Linked DNA regions of Homo sapiens: region 2 is linked to region 1. A link is an interaction called in ENCODE POLR2A ChIA-PET data of the cell type or tissue named here. Cell type or tissue: A673. All regions are shown on one strand. Region 1 overlaps BABAM2 (BRISC and BRCA1 A complex member 2). Region 2 overlaps BABAM2 (BRISC and BRCA1 A complex member 2).

Region 1 (8,000 bases):
TGGAACTAGGTAATGGGTTACAGGACAGTAGTCGTTCTATCTTTGTATATGTTCAAAGTTTTCTACATTTAACAGGTCAAGTTTATATTTTCCAGCTCTGTACCATGAAAAGACTGAGAAACCATAATCAATCTGGTAGCAATGAGCATACCAAGAGCCTAAACTGTAATAGCTAAATATTTCCCATTAGAAGAATCCAGGCTGGCCGGGCACAGTGGCTCACGCCTGTAATCCCAGCACTTTGGGAGGCTGAGGCGGGCGGATCACAAGGTCAGGAGATCGAGACCATCCTGGCTAACACAGTGAAACCCCGTCTCTACTAAAAATACAAAAAATTAGCCAGGCGTGGTGGTGGGCACCTGTAGTCCCAGCTACTTGGGAGGCTGAGGCAGGAGAATGGCATGAACCCGGGAAGCGGAGCTTGCAGTGAGCCAAGATCGTGCCACTGCACTCCAGCCTGGGTGACAGAGCGAGACTCCGCCTCAAAAAAAAAAAAGAATCCAGGCTGCCAACATGGTGAAACCCCATCTCTACTAAAAATACAAAAATTAGCTGGGCGTGGTGGTGTGTGCCTATAATCCCAGCTACTCAGGAGGCTGAGGCAGGAGAACTGCTTGAATCCGGGAGGCGAAGGTTGCAGTAAGCCAAGATGGCGCCACTGCCCTCCAGCCTGGTGACAGAGTGAGACTTCATCTCAAAAAAAAAAAAGAATCCAGGCTCACATCTGTAATCCCAGTGCTTTGGAAGGCCAAGGCAGGAAGATCGCTTAAGGCCAAGAGTTTGAGGTTATAGTGAGTTATGATAGTGCCACTGCACTCCAGCCTGGGCAGCAGAGTGAGACCCTGTTTCAAAACAAAACAAACAGAATCCAGGTTTAAAAAAAATGTTTAGTTTCAGATTTGGGTCATGAAATATACAAAATGAATTTCAAACATCTTGGCACAGCAGATATCAAAGACTACTAGGGCCATGTCAAAAGGATTCAGGAGCTAACCTGAAGAGGCTACAGCTGGCCAAAGATGAGAATGAATTTCAATAAGGGTAAGAATTGCAGTAAGTTGAAACCCAAATATATTTAAAGTCATAAGTTCAAATTAATTTAATACATAAATAGTCAACTTGGAAGGATGACAGGCTAATTCATTATCTTGAAAACGGAATAAATAGAAGAAGCATTTATCCTGCCTTTCCTATATGAACTGTAACGCTGGATAACCAAATAGTAGAGAAGCATCTCCTTACAAAATTATTCCAGTTAATAAATGAAAAGAGAATGATAAAATTATAGTATCACCATTTTGCAACCCCCAGTGAATTAATGGATCTAGGTACTATGCACCAACAGCTACTACCACCGCAATAAACAAGTGACAATCACGCAATATGTGCCTTCGGATAAAAGAACACATCACCACCAATAACACTGCCAAAGGAATTGAACTCAGATCTAATTAAGCCTTTCCATCCAGCTGCCAATTGGCAGTAAATACACAGGAACATGCTGAACTGCACAATGAGCCTGCAATCAGCAAAATCTAGACTGTGGGAAACTACAAGTAAATGACCTGAGTTCTTCAACAACAATAATAACAAAACGATAAGAAAAAGAAAGGAATAGAGGAGGAATCTATAAATGAAAAGAGACTTAAAAGACATCGAATTTAAAACAATGGGTAAGACTCAACCATAGTTGAGGGGCAGCTCGGTGATGAAGACAAAGAATGTCGAGGGTTTCTTCCTAACAGTCAGAATGGTGGCTACTTTTAGAGGGAGGAAGAAAGTTGTGATTGGGATGGGGCACATGGAGAGAAGGAAGAACTCTCTAATAAGGTGACATTTGGGGCAGATCTTATTCTCATTTAATAATTAAGAAAACTGAGGCTGGGGGCGGGGGCGTTGAGTAACTTGCCAAGGTTACACAGTAAGTGGTGGTGTGCTATGATCTCACTAAGAGCTTGAGCTCTTGCTCAGGCTCTTAACTGTGATTTAACACCTTTTTTTCTAAAGGTATATAAAAACTAAAGTGCACAAATCTTGAGTGTAACTTTACTTGAGAGTAAAGTTCAATGAACTTTACAAATTAAATAGTTTTGTTCTCAAGGTTTTAAATGTCCATATAAAGAGAGGAATGCTTAACCTCTTTTTGAAAATGTCTTTCAGTGCAAAGCCAACTTGTTGACAAGTTAAGATTGATAAGAAAAGTACTTCAACTTGGGAGGCTGAGGCAGGAGAATGGCGTGAACCCGGGAGGCGGAGCTTGCAGTGAGCCGAGATCCCGCCACTGCACTCCAGCCTGGGTGACAGAGCGAGACTCCGTCTCAAAAAAAAAAAGAAAAGAAAAGTACTTCAAAGACTGCAGCAGTAAGCAAGCTTTACCTGGAGCTGGGGGACAGGAGAGTCAGAAATGAGGCTTTTTTCTTTACTGAATAAAATAAAAACCTCCCTGAGGATTTTTGAAGAGAGCCAGCGTATGGCCATTGGAGGTGAGACATGACAAAGTAGCTTCAATCCACAGAAAAAGAGACATGCATGGGGCATTATAGTAGGAATGCTCAAAGATAAAAACTTGCAGGTTACCTAACAGAGGGGATAGTTTTCATAGCACCCTGAAGCAGGCAGAAACAGACACTAGAAAGCTGTTGTGCAAATTAAAAGATTTTCTTAGAGCAATAAGGAAGACTAGAGTGAAAAAGTAATTTGATTATAGTTAGGTTTAATGAAGCTATTTGAAACTGTGCCTGAGTAGGTCTAGTTCTTTTAAGTTGATTCCACGTAATATCTCAAATTGGATTTGATATATAAATCACAGTAATTAGTAAATATTTGTCCTGTTACTTTAAGAATGAATTTTTAGCATGGTGGCATGTGCCTGTAGTCCCAGCTATTCTGGAAGCTAAGATGGAAGGATCAGTTGAGCCCAGCAGTTAGAGGCTGCAGTGAGCTATGAATTAAACCTCTGTGATCCAGCCTGCGCAACAGAGCGAGACCCTATCTCAAAAAAGAAACATACTTGAATTTTTATAACAATCACAGTAACAAGAATGATAATAAATAACATTCATCAAGAGCTCTGTGGTAGTCTGAACTAACCAGTTACATGTATTAACTCATTTAACCTTCACAGATACTCTTGGAAGTATGTAGTTACAGCCTCACTATTTTTTTCAGATGAGGAAGCCAAGGCATGCAACCAATAAGCAACAGAAATGGAATACTGACATTATTGTGTGTCTGCATTTATCCACTGCTTGCATTTACTCGGCAGTCAATCTTCCCATTGGGCCAATCCTGCTCGAAAGTAGCACCACAATTCTCATGGTAGCAGGGCAATCTTAATGGAATTTAGGAAGAACTAAGCTCTCTAGAAAGAAGGCCTATCTGAAACAGTTCCATTTCAGGGAAGGAAGTGTTAGAAGTAGGCTTAACCTGTAAGCTTAACTTCTGCAACTCTTTAATCCATTATATTCCAAGGATATCTGGAAGTACATTAGATAGGGTATGGCCTGTAAACTATAGATTTCTCTAGTGCAGTGCTTGGCATGTAGTAGGTACTCAACAAATATTTATTGAATGAAAGTGAAAATGAATACATGAGTAACAATCACAGAACATTCCAACATATTGTATAATTTCCTAATACCAAGTAAGTAAACCAGATAATTGCCAGTGGATCCTTTAATTTTAAGCAGTTGTTGAAAAGGCTAACTAAAGAAGGGGATGTAAGAAAAACGCCTGGAGAAAACAAGAGAGGAAGAGAACAAATGCAGGGGTATGAGGTAGCTGAGAGAACCAACAGGCTAATAGATGATGATGAAGAAGCTTTTCTCACTGATATGTAAATATACATGGATAGCTATCTTTATTCAGTTTGCCAGGAGTCTCCATTATCCTGAAAAGTGAAAATGTAATTAAGCTGTACCCCTTCACACTCTCATACACAAACACATGCACACTTATTTTCCATTAAAACACCCTTTGAAATAAAAGCGGAGAAAAAGTCAAAGCAGAATTTTTTAAATTCACGCACTCATTTTTTTTAGTTTTTATCAACCTAGTTATTTTGGGTTGCTATTCACTAAAAACTATAAGATATGTCGGTGTCGGGGCCATATGTTGAAAGTCAACGGGATTCTTTTTCTTCTAGCATTCTCTATCTTTCATTGGCAGGTTTTCTTAGTAAGATCTGTCATCTGGAAGAGCTCATTCTGCACAGTTGATGATTTTCCATAGGTTATGTTTTCAGGCTGAATCATAATCTTTTGTAGTTATAATCTGCTGAAATTCTCATTACACTCATACAATATTTAAAACATTTTGTGTTTTTATTTTTCCAAAATGGAATATAAGAGTTTTTCACCATCTTCACAATTAAACTAATATCAAATTGTCTTGACAGAATCTTTAATTATGGGGTAGAGAGTGATTAAGTTTTATAACTTAAAATCCCAGATCTACCACAGAGTTATAAACTCAGTATTTTATGTATTCTTAACAAAGGCTGTCTGCAGCAGCCAAGGGAGGTCACAAATGTTATACTGCATGCTTTGATTCTGATTTATGGTTAGGATTGTTAGAACTTGTATTTTGTGCCCTCGCTACATATGTAGGTTGTAAATATTGCATAAGAAGATTGGAATGCAATAGCCATAAAAATAATTGCAGGCTATTACATAATCAGAAGTCTGTTCCTATTCTTTATTACGGTAGTCTCATCATACTAAGTAATATATATGTACTGAATAAAAATAGAATGAGCTCTAGCATTATATTCCCTTTTATGTTTCTTTTAGATTTAAGATTTTAATTGCTACAATTGTGGATCACAGTGTTTCTTTAAAAAAAAAAGTAGAAAAAGCGAGGTCCACTCAAATAATGTAAGAACTCATCTACATTATCATTAAATCATTTTACATACACGCATATATTATTTTTTCTTTAAAAAGAAATTTTTTTAAAAAAGGAAAAAAGAAAATTCTTACTGAGTATACACTGTGTTCAGGGCACTGTGCTATAAAGCAAGAAAATACAAAGGTGAATTACACCAATTCTGCCATAAGGAGCTTCAACTCTTCCCAGCATCTGCCCTTCCTTCCTGTTTGTACTGCTACCTGTGGATCACTTCATTTCTAGTTCCAGTAGCCTCCTTTAACCTATGCTCCTTCCCTCCATGTGCCTTCCCCAGTGAAGTCTTAAGGTGCCACTTTGTACCTTGACTGTTTTAAAACCTGACATGACTCTTTAATGTGTACTGATGAAATCCAAATCCTTTAATCTGGCATTCCACACTCAACAATCTTGTTTGTCCTTGAACAGAATTCAAACTCATCCACCTCTGGGCCTTTCCTCAAACTTGCACTCTTCCTGGAGGTGACCGTTGTATAATGCCATATCTGATGGGTAAGATTTCAACAGATAGAAATTGTAATGTGGAGTATTACAGATTGAGGAAGACACAAAATCAAGAAAGTATAAGATGTGTTCAGGTTAACTGTTCAGTATGACCGTGGTATAAAATTGATGTAAGTAAGTAGAAGGGACAGGGACAATATATTAATAACATTCAAGAGCTATTATTATAGATCTGAGTATCTAACTATCTTTCTATCTCTCTGCCTACCTACCTAATACCTGTGTGGTTTTAAAACATGTCCACAAGGGCCACGCGCAGTGGCTCACGCCTGTAATCCCAGCACTGTGGGAGGCAGAGGCAGGCAGATCACCTGAGGTCAGGAGTTTGAGACCAGCCTGGCCAACATGGTGAAACGCCATCTCTACTAAAAATACAAAAATTAGCCGGGCGTGGTGGCACATGCCTGTAATCCCAGCTATTCAGGAGGCTGAGGCAGGAGAATCATTTGAACCCAGTGAGCTGAGATTGCACCATTGCACTCCAGCCTGGGCGACAAGAGCAAAACTCCGCCTCAAAAATAAATAAATTAATTAAACAAAATAAAATTAAAATGTCCACAAACTCTTCGATATTCCTACCTTCAAACGGTGGAGATAATTCCCTTTATCTTAAGTATGGGCTAGACCTAAATAACTTCCATGAAGTGAGTAAAAGGAAGTGGCAGTGTAAGACTTCACACTAGGTCAAAAAAGGCCCTGTGGCGTCCTCACTCTTCCTTGGATTGCTTGTTCTGGAAGAAGTCAAGCCCCATGTTGTGAAGACACTCAAGCAGCCTTTGGAGAAGCCGATGTGATGAGGCATCAAGCCTTCCTAATAACAGCCATGTGAGTGAACCATCTTGGAAGTGCATCCTCCAGCCCCAGTTCATCTTTCAGATGGCTACTGCAGCCACTTGAGAGACACTGAGCTGGAACTTCTCAGCTAACTCAATCCCAAATTCCTAAGCCAGAAAAACTGTGAGATAATGAATGTTTATTGTCTTAAGCCACTAAATGTCGAGTAACGTATTATGCAGCAATAGATAACTAATATAACCTATCGATACATGTCTACAAAAGAGGCTATCAGTGACTTCAAATATAAATATATATAATAATATTCCCAAACAATATACTAAAGAATAAAAAGCCTTTTAAGCTGTCATATTACTGATATGACTAATAAGTACAGTGAGGAACACTGACCACATTTATCATATTTACCAACATATATACGTCAGCATAGAATACAATGCCTAAGTCAGAGTCACAATTTAATAAATTATCGTGGCTGTTTTTTTTATTTTTTTATTTTTTATTTATTTATTTTTTTTTTGAGATGAGATGGAGTCTCATTCTGTCGCCTAGGCTGGAGTGCAGTGGCGCGATCTCGGCTCACTACAACTTCCACCTTCCAGGTTCAAGTGGTTCTCCTACCTCGGCCTCCTGAGTAGCTGGGACTACAGGCATGTGTCACCACGCCCAGCTAATTTTTGTAATTTTTTTTTTTTTTTTTTTTTTAGTAGAGACAGGGTTTCACCACGTTGGCCAGGCTGGTCTCAAACTCCAGACCACAAGTGATCCGCCTGCCTCGGCCTCCCAAAGTGCTGGGATTACAGGCATGAGCTACCGCACCCAGCCACAGTTCAATAAATATTGTTGAATAAATTGGTGGATCCTTTTCCAAGAACGGCTCTGAAGGAGATTTTCTTACATTATGATAAATTTCATGTCCTAGGTTTCTTAACAAAAGGCAAAACCAGGCAGGGCAAATGGAGAGAAAATATAATTCCTTAAAACTTTCTGTATTCAATATATTGCTTTTTAAAATTATGTTTTTATTGCAAAATAAAATACAAATATGGAAAACTACACAAAACCTATCTATAGCTTAGCGAATTACTACAGGACAAAACCACCCAGGTAGAGAAACAGAACTTTGTCAGCTATCCTAGAAGCTCCTTCAAGCTGTGTGTGTGTGGATGGATGTAGTTTCCTTTCCCTCATCCCAGACTATTCAGGCTTAGAATAACAGAGGCGATATTAAGGAGAACCACAACCCAAGGAGTGGCTCCTGTCACGGCCAGAACCTCGTGAGCACAGTTCTTTACGGCATTATAATTTGCTGCTAGCCATAGTACCTGTGAGTGAGAAGCCAGAGCAGTCTGACCGGATCAGGAATAGGAAGACTCTCAATGTAAACTTAGTATCTTTTTTTATGTTTAATACGTGGCATTAAAGAGGCACCAGTGGAATTTTCAAGTGAGAAGAGGTGATAGTGGTAACAGGTTTAGACCTCACACTTATGAACAAGTCAGGATTCTTGCTTTGTAGATTTTAATTTGGGATAGCTTTATATTACAGTGTTGACTAAAGTTAAACCGCCTTGATTTGTTATGATTGTCTAATAAAGAAACTTCTGATGGTGTGCTAAAGAAATGAAGTTGAACTTTCAGCTGTGTGCCCTCAAGTAAATGGTTCTTTTTTTTTTTTTTTTGAGATAGAGTCTCACTCTGTCGCCCAGGCTGGAGTGCAGTGGCACAATCTCGGCTCACTGCAACCTCCGCCTCCCAGGTTCAAGCATTTCTCCTGCCTCGGCCTCCCGAGTAGCT
Region 2 (8,000 bases), 56 kb after region 1:
CCCAGCACCATGGGCAAGTGGGACAAATGGGTAGCCTATATGAACCCAACAGCAATGGCGAGATCAAGGGGTCCAATCCAGTCTTCAGGGCCAAAAATACAGGATTATCTGAATCGATCAAGGCCTACCTGGGAAGAAGTAAAAGAGCAACTAGAAAAGAAAAAGAAAGGCTCCAAGAGTTTGGTTGAATGTGAAGAAAAAATGAATGAGAACTGGAAGAAAGAACTAGAAAAACACAGGGGGAAATTGTTAAGTGCAAGTGAGAGCTCATCCAAAAAAAGACAGAGAAAGAAAAAAGAAGAAATCTGGTAAGTATTCATCTTCTTCTTCATCAAGCTCTGATTCTTCCAGCAGTTCTTCTGATTCTGAAGATAAGGGTAAGAAACACGGAAAACTGAGAAAGAAAAAGAACCGTTCACATAAATCTTCTGAAAGGTCCATGTCAGAAACTGAATCAGACAGTAAGGATAATTTAAAAAAGAAAAAGAAGTCAAAAGATGCAACTGAGAAAGAAAAGGACATTAAAGGACTCAGAAAAAAGAGAAAGATATATTCTGAAGATAAACCTTTATCATCTGAGTCCTTGTCAGAATCAGAGTATATGGAGGAGGTACGAGCAAAAAAGAGGAAAAGCAGTGAAGAACGAGAAAAAGCAACAGAAAAAAACAAAACAGAAAAAGAAGCATGAGAAAAACAGTGGAAGAAGAAAAAGAAGCCTGCTAGTTCAAGTCCTGACTCACCATAACATTCAGAAAAATCAGGATTCCCTTATAAAGAAAGCACAATGTCTGAGGAAATTTCAACTGTGAAAACTATAACATATTTACTAAAATGCATGAATTTTCTTGTTTTTAGAATTATTCCTGGACTATTCAGTAGCCACTCAGATGCCACTGTGTGAAAGGGCCATAAATGCTGCCTGCTGCTTGAACATCTATTTTTTTCTCTTCCAGTGCTTGATAACTCTGGTAGATAATACACTGCAGTTGTATTAGTGGTTAAGATATTTGGGAATAAAATTAATACTTTTGACTAGAAGTGTCTAAAGATAAACCAACAGAAATTGAATCTGGATACATCTTTAAGATGTGATCAGAAATGACTAGATGACTCTAGTTAAAATTTTTGAAGGAGGGATTAAATTAATATTTCAAAACCCTTACTCTGTAGATAAATGTATTTTAATTTTTCCCCTTGTATACCTTTATTTACCTGGGGAAGGAGCTTTTAGGGTTAGGGGGTGGTTTGCTATCTCTTTAGCTAGCAGAATAGTGTGCCTTTGATCCTCACACATCTGTTTTGTGGACACAGCAGCCATGCTTCACAGGAAGGTCAGAGCTGGCTACCAGCAGTCTTGCCCTTTACTGAGCTTAGTGTCATCCTTGGATGCTGTCATATGCTGCTTTGAGTGAACCAGAGAAACAGCCATTTGCAGCATGAGAAAGACCCAAAAGCTCTGGGATTTACTTCCACTTCAATAATAATGAATATTTTTTAGCATTAGAATGTGTTATGTCATTTGAATTAATTTTGATTACGCTTTGGCTTGGGAAAGGAATTATTTTAAATAGACACTGGTACTTTCTGAACTTGATAGCTAAGGATTCTAAAATGCACATTTTATACTAAGTTTTAACCAGTCAGGAAAATTTTATGTAACCAGTGATAGTTTATTTTTTGTATGAATTTTGTTTAGGCTGCAATGTTTAGTTTTTGTTAACTCCTCACTCTCGCTGTTTTAAGTTCATTACTATGTTTAACAACCTACTTGCCAAGATATTTAGCATGTAAAATGCAGGGTTTTGATTTAAAAAAAAAAAAAACCAGCTTCATATTGAAGCTGAGACTTAACCATAAACAAGTTGAGTGGCAAAAAAAAAAAAAGAAAAAGAAAGAAAGAAATGCAAATATCTGCCATCCAAATGAATAGCTAAGTAGACACCAATAAATGGCCACTTCTGGGATTAATTTGGGCTAGTAAAAGTATTCCTAGAAACACAGTTAGGTTAAGTCCTCACATTTACTTAGGAACTGTGTCTGTCAAGTAAACTGAATGTATGCCGGTAAAACATGGTGATTTGCGACTTGTGTTTGGGGGCTTCTGGTGGAGCCAGAATTAGTCTGAACAGAAGGCACTTCAGGCTTTCTAAAGCCTGTTTTAACCAGAACACCTCTGTTGTTCTGGTTTTTGTTTGTTTTAGTTTGGCTTGGTTGGAGTTTTATCAAATATGTTGTTATTTGAAAAGAATCTTTTTTTGGAAAAATTGATCTAGTCTAATACACAGTGAATAGTTCAGTGAAATCTTAATGTTACCTCCCCCCATCCTGTATGTGACCCTCATCTCAATACCAGAAGCCCTGCTAAGTGGAATCAGTAATCATAACATGGCCATGGAGGAATGGCATAGGATCTTCACAAAAACGTGAAGAAAAGTATGTCCCTTTGTTTTTTTCCTTTCAGTTTTTGTTTTTAAGACTTTAGCCACAAATTATCAAATTAGTCAACAAATATGCAGCTCATGCTTGGAGTAAAAGGGATTTATCTTCTTAAATCCTACATATCTTAACGATAAGCAGAGTGGAGCTGGCAGTTGCTCCAGAAAAACTCAACTGTTTTGGGGAGTTTTTGGGAGCAGCCATGGAAGCCATGGAAGCTTCTGATTGTGGTTCTGCCCCTCCTTTATCTTGAGCTCTCCAAGGTTCTGACCTGCCTCTCAACCAACAACCAACTTCACTGTGAGCCACGTGTACACACACACACGTGTGTGTGTGTGTGTGTGTGTGTGTGTGTGTGTGTAAGAGCTTTTTTTTTTTTTTTTTTTTTTTACTTGCTGGACAAAATCAATCAGACCATTCCCTGGCTTACAACCAATGAAATCTTCTAGCTACTTGTGGTAATATGATCCTGATTCTCATGTCAATACAGAATATGACAGTTATATATTCTTGAGGAGGACATATGTCTTGGGCAAAATGCACAAATACCTTTGTAGCTGAAAAACCACTTTCCCATAAAAGTTTGTGATAGGACTGGTAAGACTCATAATGGAGAAAAAACAAAATAGGAAATTTTAAGTCTGAACTTTTCAAAATGCCATTCAGTAGGCAGCCTCACCCAGTTGCTAGGTAAGCCAAACTTCCAACTAACAGAGGAATTCTAGGGCATGTTCAAATATCTACCAAGAGATGACCTACTGGTGGAATCTTATCAGAATTTATCATCTCAATTTTGTGCCAGGGTGTCAGAATCTTTGGAGGTGGCATACTTCACATGTCTAGTTTCCTCCATAGGCAAGTAAGCTTTAAACCTAAAACATGCAAAAGTATCCCAAAATGATAGCTAATTATAATTATGGCTCCATTTATAAAATTCAAAAGCCTGTGATGTCCCTTCTTGCCCATCAGAAATTGCTATATAGATTACCTTTCAGTTCCTCTTAAAAGAAGGTAACCAGTATGCAGCCCCACTCCATCTTGAATTTCCACTTCAAATGAGTCTCTAGGATCACCCAGCTTAATTCCAACTTGTGTTTCTTTCTTAAGAATCGGGGATGGATAAATGGGAGGAAACAAAGGTGGGAGAGAAGTGGAGAGCGAAGAAATTTTAAACCACATCTCTTGATCTAATCTTCCTCATTTATTAAGAGAAAGAAAGTAGGCAAATTCCTTTCTATCTTGGAAAGTCCCTCAAGTGGGACAGGAATGAAAAGAATACCCTCCAAAGGAAAAGAATCTTAATTAGCCATTTTTCTCTTAAAACTGTAACCACGCAGAGAATAAAAATAATGTATTTTCCAAAACACGCATTAGAGAACTAAGGCCAAGAACACTGAAATTATTGAACATAAGCACCGTGAAGAGTACTAGAGTGACTAACAACTAAATATACTCTATTTCTTCCATAGGTGTTGTCTTTATCCTCACAATTTTAAGGTAATATCGTTTAAATACAAAATCAAATCTATTTGGGGCCAAAATGCTCAAGTTTTAAACCAGTGGTTTCTCAAAAATATATGTATTAATATTATTAGGACAAAATGTCAATGTAGGCTAAAATTTGACTTATGAATCCTAAACATTAAAACTATTTTTGTGGCCCCAGCTTGGCTGTGGTTCTAAAATGAATGTCACCATTTACCTTAGCTATTGATGCCACACACCTCAATTAATGCTACTCAGACCCAGAGAATGAAAGGCAATGGCAGAAAGGGAATTAGCAAATATGATTTCTAACTTAATTCAAATTGTTTTTCCTGGGGAAGTATTTAAATTTTCCAGGTTGCTCGAATATCATCCAGGGATGTGATTTTGAAGGAGACAGCTTGTTACTGTTTTTCCTGGCTGTACTACAAGAAACAACAGTGTGAGCTTATTTTAAGTTAATGTGTGCTTCTGTGTTTCTTTACAAGAAATTAACTGCAATCATTTAGTTAAAGCAAACACTTTGTTAGTGTTACACTTTTCATTAGAAAATGTCTTCAGGAATCTTTCAAACTTAGAGAGTTAAGAATCCCAATTCCGTCCAAAGATTTTAAACTTGGAGCAAATTATTTAAATCACAATGAAAGATCATTTAAGCTTAGTGACCCTTTGCTGGCACTGAATATTTTATAGCCATAGGGAACTCCTATCCATTCTCCCAGATCAAGATAGTAACATTTTCCTGTCTCAGTCGGCACCAGACCCCACAGTAGATTCTGATTTCCTTCTGACTATGATAATCACAAACAAACCCACAGGAATAGGCAGTATGGAACAAGAAGAGCAAACAGTTTCAACCAATTTGTTATTTACAACTGGAGAAACATCTGCAGGCTCTGACACCTAGTTTCTGATCTCTGCCCTAGATGACTTCCCTAGTGAGAATAGGCCCCTGGGCTACAATGATTTATATTATGTAACTGTTTCTCCACATCTTAGCTGAGCTCCCTGGACTTTAGACCTGCAATATTTGCCAGACCCTCTTCCTCTTAGTCGAAATCCCAGCTATAGGCTTTTCTGGCCAGTGTCTTAAAACCACCAATGTCCTAGTAACACAACTTATGTGCAAATGGGCAGGTAGAACTCTGAATGAAAACGAGACTACCCCAGGCTCTTCGGGTTATAACAGCCACATGCAGCTATAAGAGCAAGAAAGAAAAAGCAAAGCAAAATAGACACTCAACTGAAGGAAAGGATATCCACAAAGCACAATACACGGGATACTAAAGAGCTTTCAATGTCTTTACTCTTCTCCCTAAAAACTCTACCTCTTATCCCCAGATCCATATAATATCCTTGGTCTAAACATACATTTAGTAAACATCCATTGTTTCACGTCCAACATCCATTCCCCTCTTGCTGATAACACCAAACCAAATTTTGTGGGGGAGACTTCCCTTCCCCATTCTCAGGCATAAGTTTTGAGTGGGAACCTCCAGTTCTCTATAAGCTCTATAGGTCCTCACTATCTAACCCCATCAACATTGCCTATGCACTTAGCTCAATGTTTGATTCAGCCACTGGACACATATCCAGTCAAACCCAATGAGATAAACAAAGACATCAGCTGGGACTGCTGAGAAATAAAGGCTTTCTTTCTTCCTATGAAAGGAGAATATAAAGTCTGAATTGGAGTAACAATTTTTTATTCACAAGGGAAAAGACTTGTGAACCTGTGTGGATATGGGGACTAAAAGTTAACACAATGGGAGGAAGAGCAGAGAAGAAAAGAAATGGGAAGAAACCAGGTCCTTAAATAACATTATTTCAGCCACTGGACCAAGCTTTGTCTGATGCTCAATTCTGGACTGTTAAGTTCTCTAAGCCAATTAATTCTCTTTATAGTTAAAGCCAGTTTGAATCAGGTTCCTGTCACTTAAAAAAAATGGAAATAAAGAATAATAAGAAAATAAAAGAGCACTGACACACCACAACACCATTATCACCCTTTTACCTCTTTAGGGGAAAGATCAGAGGAAGAGGCACATAAGCTCTTACTAGGCCATATAACTATTCAAGAGCACTTCAACCAAAAGTATAGATTTGGTTTGGGTTTTCTGCCAGAGACAAAAATTGAGTAGCTTCCTACATTTATCTGCAGAAAAATCTACATAGAGGATTAATCTATTTTTACTAACCCAATGATGATTATAATGATTTTTCTTAAGGAAAAAATAAATAATAAGGAAAAGAGGAAAAACAGAATCTATATTTTTGTATACTACAACTCATTCAGTAAATTTAAGTTAAAATGGATCTGAAAGAGGTATCTGAGATGTTCCCCATCCTAGATCTTTTCAAACACCAATAAGGTATTTGATTCAGTGGGTAATCAAGTGAAACTTATAAAAAAGCTAACAGTCCCATTGAAGGACATAAAGGAGAAAAATGAACAACTGTTCCAGACTAAATAAGGACCCTTTGATTACTGACATGTGTCTTTGATTACTGACATGCACACAATGAGCAGTACCCCAGTCCTTCTTTAGCACTGAGCTTAGACAGGAGGCCTTCACTGGCTTCACAGTCCCTTAAACAGGAGATATTTTTACCTTTCCTCCACTTGACTGGAACATATTCAGTATGTACAAGCTGTCCTGTGGTATCATATGAATGCTGGCTCCATGCCACACTGGAAATGTGTGCCTCTGGCCAGTAAACCTTTACATCTTTTGCACACATTCTCTCTCCAGGAGGCTTAAAATGGGTCCCCAGAAGGCAGCCATGGTGACTGCCTTCAAACCATTTATCAACTTAGCAATACACAATGATTATTGTTTCATCAGCTGTCACTTCCTTAAACTACTGCCATCCGTCTCTAGCCCCTAAACCCATTCCTCACCAGTTCTTTCAAAACTGTGGTGCCTCTCAAAGTAAACTTAAATAAAAGCATCTGTTTCAAATGGTACCATCCAAACAGCCTTCCCTGGGTCTCAGGATAAATAATCATGAAGACATACTCTCTCCAATGAAGTGCTTCACGAACCTTAACAAAGCATTAACATCCCAAGCTACCAATTTCGACTGCCATCAACTCATCGTCAAACAGACTAGGTTTCTTTTTATTAATAAAGAGCATTTATTAATAATTAATATTTTAAAAATCCCTTAATAGAAGGCTGCCAATATGCAATCTTCATTAACCAGGGAAGGCTGATATTTCCCTACAAGTATATGAACCTTTTCTACCTACTACCCTAGCTTCCACACTGGCTATCATCAGAATAACTGTGGAAGCATCTTAAAAAGACACAGTATCAGATCCAACCCTCTGATACACTGATTAAGTATGCCTGGGGTGAGACCTGCTCCTTGGCCCTATACAATCTATTCATGATTTTGGAGTCAGGTTCAGGCACCCACATAGCAGGCAAAACCCAGAACACTTACTTTTCCGATGAATTTTCTCATTGTGATTGAAGGCCCAAATAATTTCATATAAACTCGCTAGACCTTCACATACAATCCATTGACTAAACGATGGCTAAAAGCTCCACCCACTAGAGCTTTCCACTAGTTGCCCCACACGTATCCCAGGAAGTTACAGGTTGTGTCTCCAGACCTCTGGTCTACTTCTAACAATGAATATCACCTGGAATCCAGAGCTGCCCATATCCAGGGGGGAAGAACATCTTCAACAATGGAGAGCCAACATCACTCTTGCTCCTTTCTGCTTCTCCTATAGTAATGAATTTTACTAAACTTGATCCTTTCATCTGCCTAGAACTGTAATATCATCCAGGCTGTCTGTGAGATCCCATCACCCCAATTTAATGTCACTGGTGCCCTGGGGGGAAAGTGCCAAATAGCTTACTCAATGGTGTGATCATTCTCAAATTGGACATATTTATTTGTGTTTAATTTTTAAATCATCATCTTTTCTCTCAAATGTTTTTGTGATGGTTTCATTAAGATTAAGGAATTACGGAGCATTTGCAAATTGACCGCCTCAGCCTGCAGACATGCTTTCTTTGACCCACACAAATTTTTATTTGAAAATCTTTAAACAAAGCATACAC

What was found. ChIA-PET counts read pairs that join two places held together with the same protein. Peaks named below come from ENCODE experiments on the same cell type or tissue, not always from the same donor. Only the 100,000 strongest peaks of a DNase experiment are listed, where the experiment ranks them.
Region 2: POLR2A ChIA-PET joins it to region 1 with 13 read pairs; 2 of 35 experiments call an interaction of 5 or more read pairs at or near these places.

What each region holds. Positions count from the first base shown.
Region 1 is chr2:28,064,888-28,072,887 of GRCh38, reverse strand. All of the region lies in intron 6 of BABAM2 (BRISC and BRCA1 A complex member 2), which reads right to left. Among named protein-coding and RNA genes, the nearest start is that of MIR4263, 73 kb to the right of the region's middle. In A673, no CTCF peak of the experiment used is centred here; a DNase peak (open chromatin) is centred at 4,607; H3K27ac peaks cover 530 bases.
Region 2 is chr2:28,008,492-28,016,491 of GRCh38, reverse strand. The region is part of intron 4 of BABAM2 (BRISC and BRCA1 A complex member 2); the gene reads right to left. It also overlaps the pseudogene FAM133EP. Among named protein-coding and RNA genes, the nearest start is that of MIR4263, 16 kb to the right of the region's middle. In A673, no CTCF peak of the experiment used is centred here; no DNase peak of the experiment used is centred here.